Linked DNA regions of Homo sapiens: region 2 is linked to region 1. The links are chromatin contacts, found by Hi-C in ENCODE. All regions are on one chromosome and are shown on one strand. Each heading gives the region's core, a stretch centred on a gene start or an enhancer-like site at or near the end of the contact. The rest is flanking DNA. Distances are from core to core; before and after follow the strand shown. Region 1 has its middle 270 kb from the start of HGF. Region 2 overlaps LOC100128317 (a long non-coding RNA gene).

Region 1 (6,757 bases), core at 1,972-4,471:
TTCAGAAATTTTACGATGCAATAATCGTATCAAATTTTAGTATTTTAATTTAATTAATATCTGACAAAAAACTTCCTAGTCATGGAAATGATCTTTATAAATCTATTTATATGTAAAATTTCCACATTAAAAAATCATTTGATTAAATCATATTTAGTGTCAGCCGTTTTTGTCCATGTTACAAAGGGGAAAATGAAGACACCAGAAGTTTAAATAACTTTATCAAGGTCACAGACTTAGTGAGTGGTAGAACCAGAAAGACCGGCAAAGAGACAGAGAAATGGTCAAGGCTTGAAGAGTCTCCTCACTTGTAAGGCAAGTGAGTTGGAAAAAAGATAATAAAACGAGGTGAAGAGATTGACAGGGATCATATTATGCAAAGACTTAGAAGCCATAATAAGTATAGAGATTGATTTCCAATTAATCAAATTACAAGTCATTTGGACAAGTGCTGTAAAGGAAGTGTAAATAAATGTAGGACAGATAACATGGCAAATTCTGACTTGAAGAATATTGAGAAACTCCCAGAAGAGATATTTGTATTTTATGTAGGTCTTTGATGGATAGAATGAGAAGCAAAGACATTTCAACATGGTAGAAATTGAGGAGCATGGATATAGGAGTGCATAGTCTTTTCTTGAAGGGAAAGAAACCAAGCATGTCTGGAGCATGTGAGGAGCACTGGCCAGAGGCAAGGCCAAAAAGGGAGATACTTGGTAGATTGACGAAGGCCTAGAGTCAATGGTATGGGTTTTAGACTTTGTTTTGTAGTCAATACAAAGCCATGTTAGATTCCTAGGAAGTGTAAATGAATAATTGAAACTAAACCAGACGAGTGAAAGATAGAATGCAGAAGAGAAGACTGGAGGTAGCAGGTTCAGGCAGCAGGCAATTGCCAGAGATAAGGCCAGGCATTTGCCTTTACCCTCGTGGTTACTACCTACTGGGGCCTCCAAAGAGTTTACAAACGATGAAAACATAAAGGCATAATGGAATAAGCTATGGAAGTGCTGAGAGGATCAAATGCTAATCCTCAAATTTGGTTCTTTAAAAATGTTTTGACTCACCAATTGAAAAAGGATATGCTGAAAGGGTCCAGCTTGCACATAATGTACACTTCAGTATTTACTCTGTGTAAATGGATTTACTCTGTGTACATGGATTACTAAAGCTATTAGATTAGAATAGCTATATGTATTGTACAAAGAATTTTGTGAGGATTAAATGAAACAAGAGATATGAAAGCTCTTGTAATAAATGTTATATAAATATAAACCATTAATATTCTATTTAATCCCTATACAAAGATTTTGCTTTTACATTACTAGTGAAAAATGTAATATTCCTACTTATCTTAGATTTTGAAATATGAAAAAAATGTGAATTAATTAAGATAAAAGCTTTAGTTGTGTGTATATGAGAGAGAGGTAAATAAAAGACAGAGAAAACAGAAATCAGGAAATCTACCCTTTTTTGTCAGGCAAGTGAAGTGCAGGAAGTTAGGATGATTCCTTCAACTAACCTTTAAGCAATTTTCAAATGCCTCGAACTTGCTCTACACAGTTAAATTCTCATGGATGAAAATTTGTAGTTACTTTTATATGAATATAATGGTGATTTACAAAATGATGCCTACACACCTTGATAGAGGAATTGGATTGTTTTCTCAAAACTCTCATATATCCTCATTTTGGGGGATGTTGCCTAGTCCACTGAAAAGAACGTGGTCTTGGAGATACATGAATTTTTATCTGGATACCAATTCTGCCACTTAGTGGAGATACATGAATTTTTATCTGAATACCAATTCTGCCACTTAGTGGCTATGGAACTTTTGTTAACATACAGAGCTTCAGCTCCTCCTTCATAAATTGGTGGTATTGAAAACATCTCTTTTAGAATGGGCACGTAATATAGCTAAAAGGCTGTGTTAATAATATAGCTAAAAAATATAGCTAAAAGGCTCAGCACCAATCATGACAAATAGTTGCTTTTAAATAAATGCTACCCCTACTCTTTTTGGTTTTAATCTGCCGTGCTGTCACCAAATGTGCCCAATGAAGAAAGAAACATGTTCTAAGAGTATGTTTTCAAACGTTTTCTCACAAACACCTTTGTCAGGCTCTTTATTTCCTTCATATGGCAATTCTTGAAATGTAGTAACTGCTCAACGAATATTTATTAAAAGAAAGAGAAAGGAAGGGAAGAAGGAAAAAAAGGAAGGAAGTCGGGAGGGACATAAGGAAGGACGGAAGAACGAATGAGAAAGCAAGTTAAACAGGTGTGGGCTGTGGTATCTTTACTTATATTAGTCGTGACATTCTTCCCCATACCTGTGCTTAGTGCAGGTATTATTTCTTAACGAGCTGTAAATAGAGCTAGGTGATTAAGTGTGGTGATCAAGTTGTCTGTCATTCTTTTAGTCTATGATCTGGAAATACAGCGTAGTATTTATTTAAGAAAACAAGGCCACAATACTTCACCTGACACTACTGGAGCCTTTCTCGATCTTTCTTTGTCCAGACATGCCCTTGTTGTTGTATAAAACAGAATGTTCAGTCCTATAGTAGCTGATCTCTGCAACTATCAAAATTCGACAAAGTAATCAGGAGTCCTCTCACTCAATTGTATAAGTAGTGTTTTTTCTGTTACTACCATTGTTGACTGATCCTTCTTTGCAGAGGTCTGTTTTCTACTTTTATTATTTCTGTGAAATCAGCCTCATGAATTATGTTGGCATAAGAAATGACACACTTTTGGGAGGCTGAGGCGGGCAGATCACCTGAGGTCGGGAGTTGGAGATCAGCCTGGCCAGCATGGTGAAACCCCATCTCTGCTAAAAATACAAAAATTAGCCAGGCATGGTAGCGTATGCCTGTAATCCCAGCTACTCAGGAGGCTGAGGCAGAAGAATTGCTTGAACCTGGGAGGTGGAGTGTGCAGTGAGCCGAGATCGCACCACTGCACTCCAGCTTGGGTGACAGAGCAAGACTCCAGCTGAAAAAAAAAAAAAAAAGGCACCTGGCCGGGTGCAGTGGCTCACACCTGTAATCCCAGCACTTTGGGAGGCCGAGGCAGGTGGATCACTTGAGGTCTGGAGTTCTATACCAGCCTGGCCGACATGGTGAAACCCCATCTCCACCAAAAATATAAAAAATTAGCAGGGTGTGGTGGTGCATGCCTGTAATCCCAGCTACTCAGGAGGCTGAGGCAGGAGAACCGCTTGAACCCAAGAGGCGAAAGTTGCAGTGAGCTGAGATCCTGCCACTACACTCCAGCCTGGGTGACAGAACAAGACTTCATCCTCACACACACACAAAAAAAGAAAGACAGAAAGAAGGAAGGAAAGAAAAGACACCTAGTACTTGAGTGTTCACAAAACTTATCCTATCTTATGCTGCCATCTGCTGGGAAGGTAATGTTGCTTGGTCATGGACTTTACATTAAAATCTGTGTTGAACTTTGTATTGCTAGCTTCTTAAATGGTCACACATTAGATAGTAATGGAAAATTACTTGGGTAAAAAACTTTTTGTGCTTTTATGATAGGAAGCAGGAAAGGGCTACAATGGTCTGACCCATTTTTGAAATAATGCTTTGCCCTATTAAAAACTTGCTGATTCATTCTATCTGTCGTTGAGCCAACACTAATTATTGTCTTCTGTGCCAAGAACTACAGAGAATCCACAAAGATGAGCAAGGAATGGTTCTGTTTAATAGGAGTTTATTTCCTAGTAGGAAGAATCACAAAAGAAGTAAATGTGGCAAGGTATTCTAGATGTTACAGTAGAAATATAAGAAAAGAGGGCGTGGGTATGGTAATTTCTACCCCAAAGTCAGGCTTCTTGCAAGAGCAATGGTAGAGGATAACCATTATAATGAACAAATGTTCACCAACAAGGCAAGACAGGAGAAAGAATTCTGGCCAGAAGAAATATTATAAACAGACATTTGTTTCTAAAAAACAATGATGTTTGTTTTTTGTGACATTAAGAGATGTTAGTTATTTTGTCTTGTAATTTGCTGTATTTGTTTTTAATTATTCAAAGAGAAGAAATAGAGTGAAATATGCAAGATATTCTACACAGCATATACGTCTTTATAGTTTTGTCCATTGTACTGCTATTAATACTTCATATTTATTATATTTCTCAGATTACTACTTCTGTATTAATAAAGATTTCATATTATTGGATCCCTGATAACTGGATTCCTGCATTATTAACAGGAGCTCTTTTTGTGATGTGCCTCTATACTATTGCATGGTGCCTCTTCAAAGAGTAAGATTTTAATTGCTGTTTCTATTTGAATTTGTTCATGGCTCATAAAGTCCATCAACGATGCCTTAAAAAGAGCAGGATGAAAGTAGAAAGAAGAGATTGGAGAAAATGTCATTGAGCAGCTATTACTTTAAGAAGTGCTTTACTGATGTTATCCGTGCTGATAATCACAACAATGGTGAGAGATAGGTAACAGCATCAGTGTTTTTGATTTAGATAAATGATTTTAACCAAGATCTTCTGGTTCTAAAGCTAATGTTCTTTTGCTAAGTGATCAATCAAATGATTCAAGCTAAAACCATTCGTCTGAAAAAAAAAAAGAAAGAAATGAGATTTTTAATATTCCCATAGAAAAGGAAGAGATGAAATTTAGTTGGTACATATTTAAATAAGATCAAGTCCTCTGCCTATATTTTCCTGTCAAAGGATAGACAGAAGTCTCAAAAAGGTAAGATGAAAAAATTTCAATAGTAATTATAGAAGGAGTGAATTAATTCAGGAAATGTCTCCTGAGCTTTCAGGGATAAGATTGTGCCAGGTGAGCAGAATACAGAAATGCTAACAAGAAGTACTCACCCTCCAGGAGCACAGCCTTGACTAGAAAGGGTTCAGGAGAATGAATGGTTACAATAGATTAGAAGAGAGAGTAAAAAGACAGGGTAATTGAAATTTAAATATCTTTCTATGGCATACTTAACTCTGGCTCAGAGAGATTGGGCAGGGAATGTTTCACAGAGAACACGCCACTGAAACTGGCAGTAGAAGAATGAATGGAAGAAAATATAAAGGAAATACATAAAATATAATTTAGTTTATATTTAAGGGTGATTTTTTTTTTGAGAGGCATAAAAATGGAAACAGGATTATATGAACACTACTATATTTCCTCACCAACAAAAGTCTGGCTTTTATCCCGGAATATGGAGTATAGATTCTGCAAGGTAAAGTAATAAAACCTAAAGATAATAGTTGTATTAGCATGAAAGTAAAAATGTATTAAGGACAACTGAGAAGCTGCCACTTTTATGTAAAATGGAAATAGTATAGTAAATTTGAATTTTTGTTTTGAAGGTGATATATACCTTAGCACAATATTTGGATTTATAATGGTGATATCAAGTGTCTGAATAAATAAGCAATTTATTATTTAATTTTAAAAAGGAACCATTTGTCCAAAAATATAGTGAATTAAAGTGTAATAAGTAGGTTTAAAAGTAAGTGTTGCACCCATTTCCTCCTTTTCCCTGTAACTAACTCCTGAATGAAATCTTGTTCAGATGTATCATGGAAGGAGATCTGTGGATGTGCAATAGACAAGAAGAATATTGCAGAATAATAGTGCTACCATAGTGTATCTAGAAACTTCTCCCCAGATATTCCACTAGAATGGAATCTATTACACTAGAAACTTCTCCTGAGATATTCCAGTGTCATCTACCATGTTCATAGGTTTTTTTCTGAATGTAGAAACGGCAGAGTAATCTGAAATATTTTTTTCTGAGGAGCTGATATTTTCTTATTGGATTTTATTAAAATAGTTTAAGGACATTTTTACTTTCACATTCAAAATAAATTATTATTGGCATTATGTGCAACTGTTTTATTTTTTACATGTGGACGGTTAACTAGAAGTTTAAGGCTATTTGATTAAGATCAAAGCAGGGAGTTGATTTTGATAAATTTTGACAATTTTGATCAGAAAATAAGCATTCAGTTTCTTTTTTCAAACATACTGCACCCCTGTTTTTTGTTCTTTTACTGTAGTTCTCCCATTTTTTTCAAGATTATTTCCCCAGTGTCACAAACATCACCAGAGCCAACCAAGTCTCACGACCAAAGGGCCTGGACTGGTACCAAGGTAAAAGCAGAGTCGATGCTTTAAAGAAAGAAATTTTAGGCAGTAAGATGAGTTCCTTAATGCTTTATTAATTTTCACATAGAGAACCACAAAATAGTGGTTGGTACCTTAGTCCATTCTGGCTGCCATAACAAAAATACCATAAGATAGGTGGTTTATAAGCAGAAAACATTTATTTTTTACGGTTCCAGAGGCTGGGAAGTCCAACGTCAAGGTAGGAGCAGATCTGGTGTCTGGTGAGGGCCCGCTTCCTCTTAGACAGAGCCTTCTCACTACAACCTCACATGCTGAAGGGGTGAGAGGTTTCTCAGGGACCTCTTTTGTAAGGGACACTAATTCCATTCACAGGGGCTCTGCCCTCATGACGTATCTCTCAAACAGCCCCAGTTCCTAATGTCATTACCTTAGGGGTCAATTTAAACATATCAATTATAGGGCACACAGACATTCAGATCACAGCAATTAGCATTTTAGAAGTTTAAATTTTGCTCCTAAATTCTTTAACAGAGGAATTTTCAAAAATGACTCTATGTTCATTCAACAATATCTATTGACTACATAATATTCTTCTAGGCATGGGGAAATAGCAGAGAGCAAAATCAGATTTATAGATGAACACT
Region 2 (6,757 bases), core at 1,603-4,102, 140 kb before region 1:
GACATTAAATAAATGTCTACACTTCTTTCCTGTTATTTTGTCTTTTGTCAGTTTATTTCTCTTGCCCAGCCATAGAGCCTAAGAGGGTAAAGGAAAACTCTTTCCTACAGTCATACTTTGTCATAGTTTTCACTGGTTTCTTTAAGCTCCCAAATCAAATCTATTCTCTTTAATCTCCTCTCCTGTTTTCCTTTAAAAAATTGAGATGCACAGTCACATATGACTCAAATTCAATCCCATCCCACAGCCCAAGTTATCTATGTTACTCTACTGTAATATTTTCTTTTCTTCTCAGAATTTGAGGGGCCTTCCCCACGGAGGCCAGTTTCTGTGTTCAAGCTCTTGGTTCCATGTCCTTTCTTCTCAGGGAGCTTAAACCATTGCTTATCCGTTCTCTTCTTTATCAGCTTCATTGACAGTTTCTCCTAATCTAAATAACTTCTTTCTATTCTTAAATCCTATTCTAAATAACTTCTTTTTATTCTTAAATTCTAAGTAATTCTAATTCTCTCTCTCTTCCCCTCCTCTACAGTGGAGGTGTAGGGGATTCCTCTTTTCTCTGCCTCCCTCCCTTTTTAGAATAGTTCTTTTGAGAGAGGACCAGTAGTCATTCTTCAAGGTTCTTCACCTCTTACCAATTTTTTAACCAACTGTTAACTGTTTTCAAGCCCAGTCACTCTATCCTGGTAAAGGAACATGAGCCAATAACTTTCATGATGTAAAATCAATGGCTGAACTCTGTATTTTTAGTTTTCTGAAACCCTTTCTCTTGGTTGCTTTATATATATATGTATATTTTTTCCCATTCTCCATTGCAGTGTTGTCATTCTAGAACTCCCTTTCAAATACTAGCTTTTTAAGAAAAAGTTTTCTTTTTTTCTTAGACCATCTTAATTATATTCTAAATTGTAGCTAACAATCCTGGGCTTATTTTTATGCCAGATATTTATTTCTTGACCTTATCTCTATTTTGACCTTTAGAAAAAATATATAAAATTACCCAGTGCATATCACTTGGATGTCTCACATGTAACCCACGCTCACATCATTATTCACTGTTCTCTCCTCCTTTAAATCACAAGTCTTAGTATTCTTCCTGTATTTTCCATCTCATTTAGTGATACCTCCATCTATATAACACCTAAGATAGGGATTGGGGAGCTAACCAGGCTACCCCTCGCTCTTACTAGTTACATCTAATTAAGTATCAAGTCTTACACTTTTCATCACTTGCATATGATGAAAAAAAAAGGTCCCATTTTGTTCCATTTGTATATATATTGCTTTATCTTGGATTCTTATTACCTATCCCTGAGTAACTGCAGAGTCCCATGTGATTCATGCATCAGCTTGTACCTCTCAAAATTTTGCAATACACACAAATGAGTGAGTCTAAAACATAAGTCTGATTGTATCATCCATTAACAAAAATCACGTAAGATCATCATGATCTGCTATTTCAGCTGCATCATCTGTTATTCCCTTCCTCTTCCCTCATACTTGGACTGTCTCTCTCTCTCTCTCTCTCTCTCTCTCTCTCTCTCTCACACACACACACACACACATTAGTGCACGCACTATGCTATTTCACACTTCTCTGCTTTTGTTCATGCTGTTTTCTTTCCCTGGAAGGGACTTCATTTCTAATTCGATGAGTCAGTATAATACATTTAGACTCAGCTGTTGTATTACTTCCGCAAGGAAGAGCTTTCTAATTATTTAAAAACTTAATTAACTACATTTCTTCAGTGCAAATCTCTCTCACCTAAATTACCATAGTAAATTTAAATTACTTTTGCTTCCTCATTTTCCTATGACACTGTAAGTTTTCTTCTGGCAGGCATGGTATCCTGTTTATCTTTCTTTCCTAGTGCCGAGAAATGCCTGGTTCAGAAGTGAAGTCAGTAAGAGTTCCTTGATGTGGGTTTACATTTTGAACTGAAAAACCATATATATAATATATTGCCTCAGGAAAGATGCATAATTAAAAAGTTTTCAGGCTTAGATTTTCTTCTTAAAAAAGTCTGATAAATGTAATAAACTTTATACTTATTAAGTTTTTTGATTACAGATATTTTAATGGTAGCATATAATTTGTCTTGTGGGTAATGATATGGTAATCAAATAAAATTGGAGCCTGCCAAACATTATTTATCAATCTATATATTTAATTCATCTACTTGCCAAAGATAAGATTAATGAATGTTTTCACATTTAAGCATTTGAAATAGAGAGAAAATTTAACATATCAACTATTAATCCTTTTGCTAGAAATCAATTGGTTTGAGGCTTAACATTTCACACAGATATTATCTCAGAAGGTGTAGTTAATTTTTCTCTTACTTTATGTTCTGAAAAATGCAGTACAAAATCTGGGGTTTTCTCTCCTTTCTTCTTTCTGTTTTTCTATTTTTTGTTTTTAAATCAAGGATTTGGGTATTTCATAAATGGCTGTTTCAACAAAGGTATTTTTTAAATCCGGAAACTGTGACATTCCCCACAAGGCCCAAATACTATAATTTTCCAATTGAAACATTATCTCTTGAAACACATGAAGATATAAATCCCTCTCTTTATTTGCACTGTTCTATTTACAGATTTCTACATAATCTGCACCATGTTTTCCCAGGATGACCCCGTGACCTGATAGACATCAGAGAGCTTTAGACCATCGCCTTGCTAGATTGACATGTATATTAGGAGAAGAGACACTTGTTAGTCTATAACTCTACAGTATATCACATTTCCATTTATCTTGTGCGTCACTATATTTTATTGATGCTTCCTGATCTGTTCAAATAAGTTATGCTCTCGTGCCAAAAATGATTATACTGTCTCTGTTTTTATTGGTTTACCATTTTCCCTAGGGAACTGACTAAGAGGCATACTTTTGAGATTGCTGTTAAGTGAAAGTTAATACTGAATCATGAGAGAAAATGTTCGAAGTATAAAAAATTTTTTAAAAAGTAAAAAAAAAGCCTTTCTAGTTTTATTTTCTACCTCTAGATATTTAATCTGACCAAGTTGCTACAAACTAAAAAGGAAATATATTATATGACCCTTATAAGTTTGTCCAAATCTGCAGACCCAAGTGAAAAGTCACATATATCCAGAGAGAATTAGATCATCTGAAGGATAAATTTACTGAAATGTGATTATATGAAAGAAGACAAGAATTTGGCTAAGGAAATATCTTCTAGAATACTAGTTCTCATATATTTTAGTCTATGGATCATTTTGAGGGCACCAAGGATCCTCAGTGTTGACTGACATTGAATTTTTTTTCAGGTGGCGTGTCAACCTGGTTACTACTTTTCTAAGTTTATAATTCCAGTGACAGCAGAATAATAACTGTGTCATGATTAGGGATTTGCCATCTTTAAAACACTTCTTGTGACCATGATGCATTTATGATAAACTAGAAGGCCACCAGCCTTAGCAATAGGCAGATTTTTATTTGCTCTCTGGCTGGATCATTAATAGTTATGTGACAGACTCTCTGCTGTTTAACAGCAGCAGGAAAAATCCCCACCTATTTCATAATGTTATTGACAATATTAATATACATATGGACAGTTCCTAGTTTATGGTAGGAAATAAATATGTGTTCTCCATGCACAATCCATCTTTTCTTTTTCTTCAAGACTTTGGCTCATTTTGCTTGACATCTTAGGACTAGGACCTAAAAGAATTGCAGGGTATATTTCCATGTGTTCCATTGGTAGTCTTTGATTGTATTGAAATAATATCTCCCCTGCTGGTAATCATCTCAAGTGAGATCCATTTGTCCAACCACTCTGAAATTGGATTTTTAAAAAATTGGTTTATTACTCTCTTATGAAGATAACAGAATGCTTAAAGGGTAGCCAAATAATTACCTCATTAAAAATTATGAGAACTTTAGCAATACTTTTAAATCCCTACCTCTGATTAAATATAGAAAAGAGGAATAATGAAGAAGAAATCCAGTTTCTAGTCTTAGAGGTAAAGGCCCTATTCATTTTCGAAAATGGTAATCAAAAATTTTTAGTATAATCTAAAAGTAAGATATTTTAATGGGAAAAGCTAGAATATCCTCTTCTGTGACATAAAATCATAATTTCCACATTGAATATTTTTATATTTTACCACACTATATTGAAATAAAATATACACATATAAATATATACACATCATAAGTGTATAAAGCAACAAATTATTACTAAATGAATATCTATATTCATTTATATTGAAGGTATTAGAAATTAAATAGAAACTATTTAAAAATGTTTATTTAATATAATAATGAAATCATATGTTATCATAAATATTTCATAAATATTTTATGGAAAATAACAATATTTTCCAAAACAAAAATAGCCGAATGGCATTGTTAACATTTTTGCAAATCTCTTTAATAGAAGTAATAGAAGAAATTTGAAATATTTACATCAGCTCCTTAATTCAATCTGTTGCTACATTTGTTTGGTTGAATACTTTAAGGAAGTTTAATCTTATGTAGTTGGAAGGAAAGTTTGTTTTAATGTCATTTTCAGATAATTGTGGATATTTTTCTGTGATACTGCAGAAAAGCTTTGACACTATAGAGAAACAATGGTCACTTGACCACCTCTCTTTTTTTTTTAACTGACTAGGAAAAGTATCTAGTAATGTTCAAATAAGAAGCAATGATATCAGATAGCATTGTCTCCTTCCTAACTTTAAAGAATAAGTTTCCACTATTTCACCATTAATCTTACATTTTCTACAGATCATTTGTAGGAAGTTCCTTTATATTTCTAGTTTACAAAGACTTTTATGTCATGAAAAAGATATTACCAGATTCTTTTTGAATACCTAAAATATGAGTTTTCTGTTATGTTCTTTTAATACAGTGAATTATATTGAAGGATCTTTAAATATTAAACAAACCTTATATTCCTGGGATAAACCCAGCTTAGTTGTAGTTTTATACCTCCTCTCAGCCCCCACATACCATCAGTGAATTGCTAATATTTCACTTATAATTTTAAAAAGTTATATTCACGAGAGGAATGGCTTGGAACTTGTGTTGTCCTTGTCAGGTTTTGGTATTAAAGCTACATTCTTAAACTAAGTTGGAAAACATTACTTTCACTTCTGTGTCAGTATGTATAAATTGCAGTTTTCTTTGCTGGGGAGTGAGGGGAGGATTAACCGCCTATTCAATTTCTGTAATGATTAAAGACTATACATTTATCTGTATTTTTTATTCATTAAAATATATTTATGTAACAAAAAATTTTTTAAGTTCAAACTACTTTACATACCCAACTTTACATCACTTCAAGCTGTTTCCTAGTGTGAGATCAGTTTGTCTAATCACTCTGAAACTGGATTTGAAAAAAAATTGGTTTATTGCTCTACTTTATTATTAGATAACAGAATGGTGAAAGGACAGCTGACTTTAGCAATACTTTAAAATCTCTAACTTGATTAAAAATGGAAAAGGGGGGTGATGAAGAAGAAATAAAGTTTCTAATCTTTATTTAGATTAGGATAATCTAATCCTCCTTCAGGTCTGAATACTGAAATTTTCTTATTTCTATCCATTTAGGCTAATTTCACCTGTTTTATGAACTTCATATAAGTGAAATCACATAGTATATATTCTTTTGTATTTACCTTCTCTCTCTCAATATAATGTTTTTGAGATGTATCCTCAGTGTTGCATAAATGGTTTGTTCCTTGTTAATCACTTAATATTATTCCATTAAATGAATATATCACCATTTATCCATTTTCTATTAATTGACATTTGAGTTGTTTCCATTTTATATATATTATAAATAAGATGGCTATGGCTGTCTTGCACAAGTCTTTGTGTGAACATATGTTTTTATTGGGTGAATACCCAGAAATGAATTATTTAGTCATGTGTCTATTTAACATATAGGAAACTGCCAGTCTTCCAAAGGTGGTGTAACATTTACACTTCAACTCTAGCTGCTCCACATCCTCTCCACATTTGGCAATATCAGTCTTTTTGTTTGTTTAGCCTTTTATTGTGTGTAAAATGAAATCTCGTAGTAATTTTAATTTGCATTGACCTGATGCTTATAATGTTAGCACATTTTCATGAGCTTTTGGCCAACCAAAAATATTTTTTTATGAAGTGTTTATTCAAGTCTTTTAACCATTTTTGGTTGTGTTGCTTGTTTTTCTATCACTGACTATTAGGAGTATTTTTAGGGTATTCATAAAAGTCTTTTTTAAGGTATGAGTATTACAAACATTTTCTATTGATCTGTATAGCTTGTCTGTTTATCTAATGATAGCTTTTGATTAACAGAAATTCATAATTTTTGTTAAGGTCATCTTTTATATATTTTTCTATTTTATTGTTGAGGTTTTTGTTTTCTGCAAAAAGATTGCCTACATAAAAATTATAAAATTATGACCAATTTTTTAGCATAAGCTTCATGGATATAGATTTTGAGTTTAAAAATGTTTTTCAGCATTTTGAAGATATAGTAATTCCCTTTTCCTGTGATGGTCCTTTATTATTGAGAAGTCACTGATTTGACTTTTTTGCTTTTGACTTTTTTCCTTTGGTGCTAATATGTAATTTTTTCTGATTGTCATAAAAGTTTCTCTTTATGTTTAGTTTTAAGCTAATGTAAATTTTGCCACTAGATGTGGTTTTCTTCGTATTTATCTTACTTAGGTATATGTAGTACTTCTGGAATTTGTAATTTGTTATCTTTTGTCAGTTTTGGAAAATTCTTGGCTGTCATCT

What was found. Hi-C counts contacts between places; a loop is a spot of excess contacts on that map. Pooled maps may share reads with other maps.
Region 2: a map of PC-3 shows a loop between it and region 1 (4-fold over the local background). The contact joins two enhancer-like sites. A Hi-C loop is called at or near these places in 3 of 168 maps with a recorded cell type or tissue (Calu3, PC-3 and aorta) and 1 of 50 pooled maps.

What each region holds. Positions count from the first base shown.
Region 1 is chr7:81,496,480-81,503,236 of GRCh38, reverse strand. No RefSeq gene overlaps it. Among named protein-coding and RNA genes, the nearest start is that of HGF, 270 kb to the left of the region's middle. Within about 2 kb of position 3,221, at least 9 of the 41 ENCODE cell types and tissues checked have a DNase peak (open chromatin) inside an H3K27ac peak, as active enhancers do; they include PC-3, where a contact is called at or near this core.
Region 2 is chr7:81,634,391-81,641,147 of GRCh38, reverse strand. The region is part of intron 1 of LOC100128317 (a long non-coding RNA gene); the gene reads left to right. Among named protein-coding and RNA genes, the nearest start is that of HGF, 130 kb to the left of the region's middle. Within about 2 kb of position 2,852, at least 3 of the 41 ENCODE cell types and tissues checked have a DNase peak (open chromatin) inside an H3K27ac peak, as active enhancers do; they include PC-3, where a contact is called at or near this core.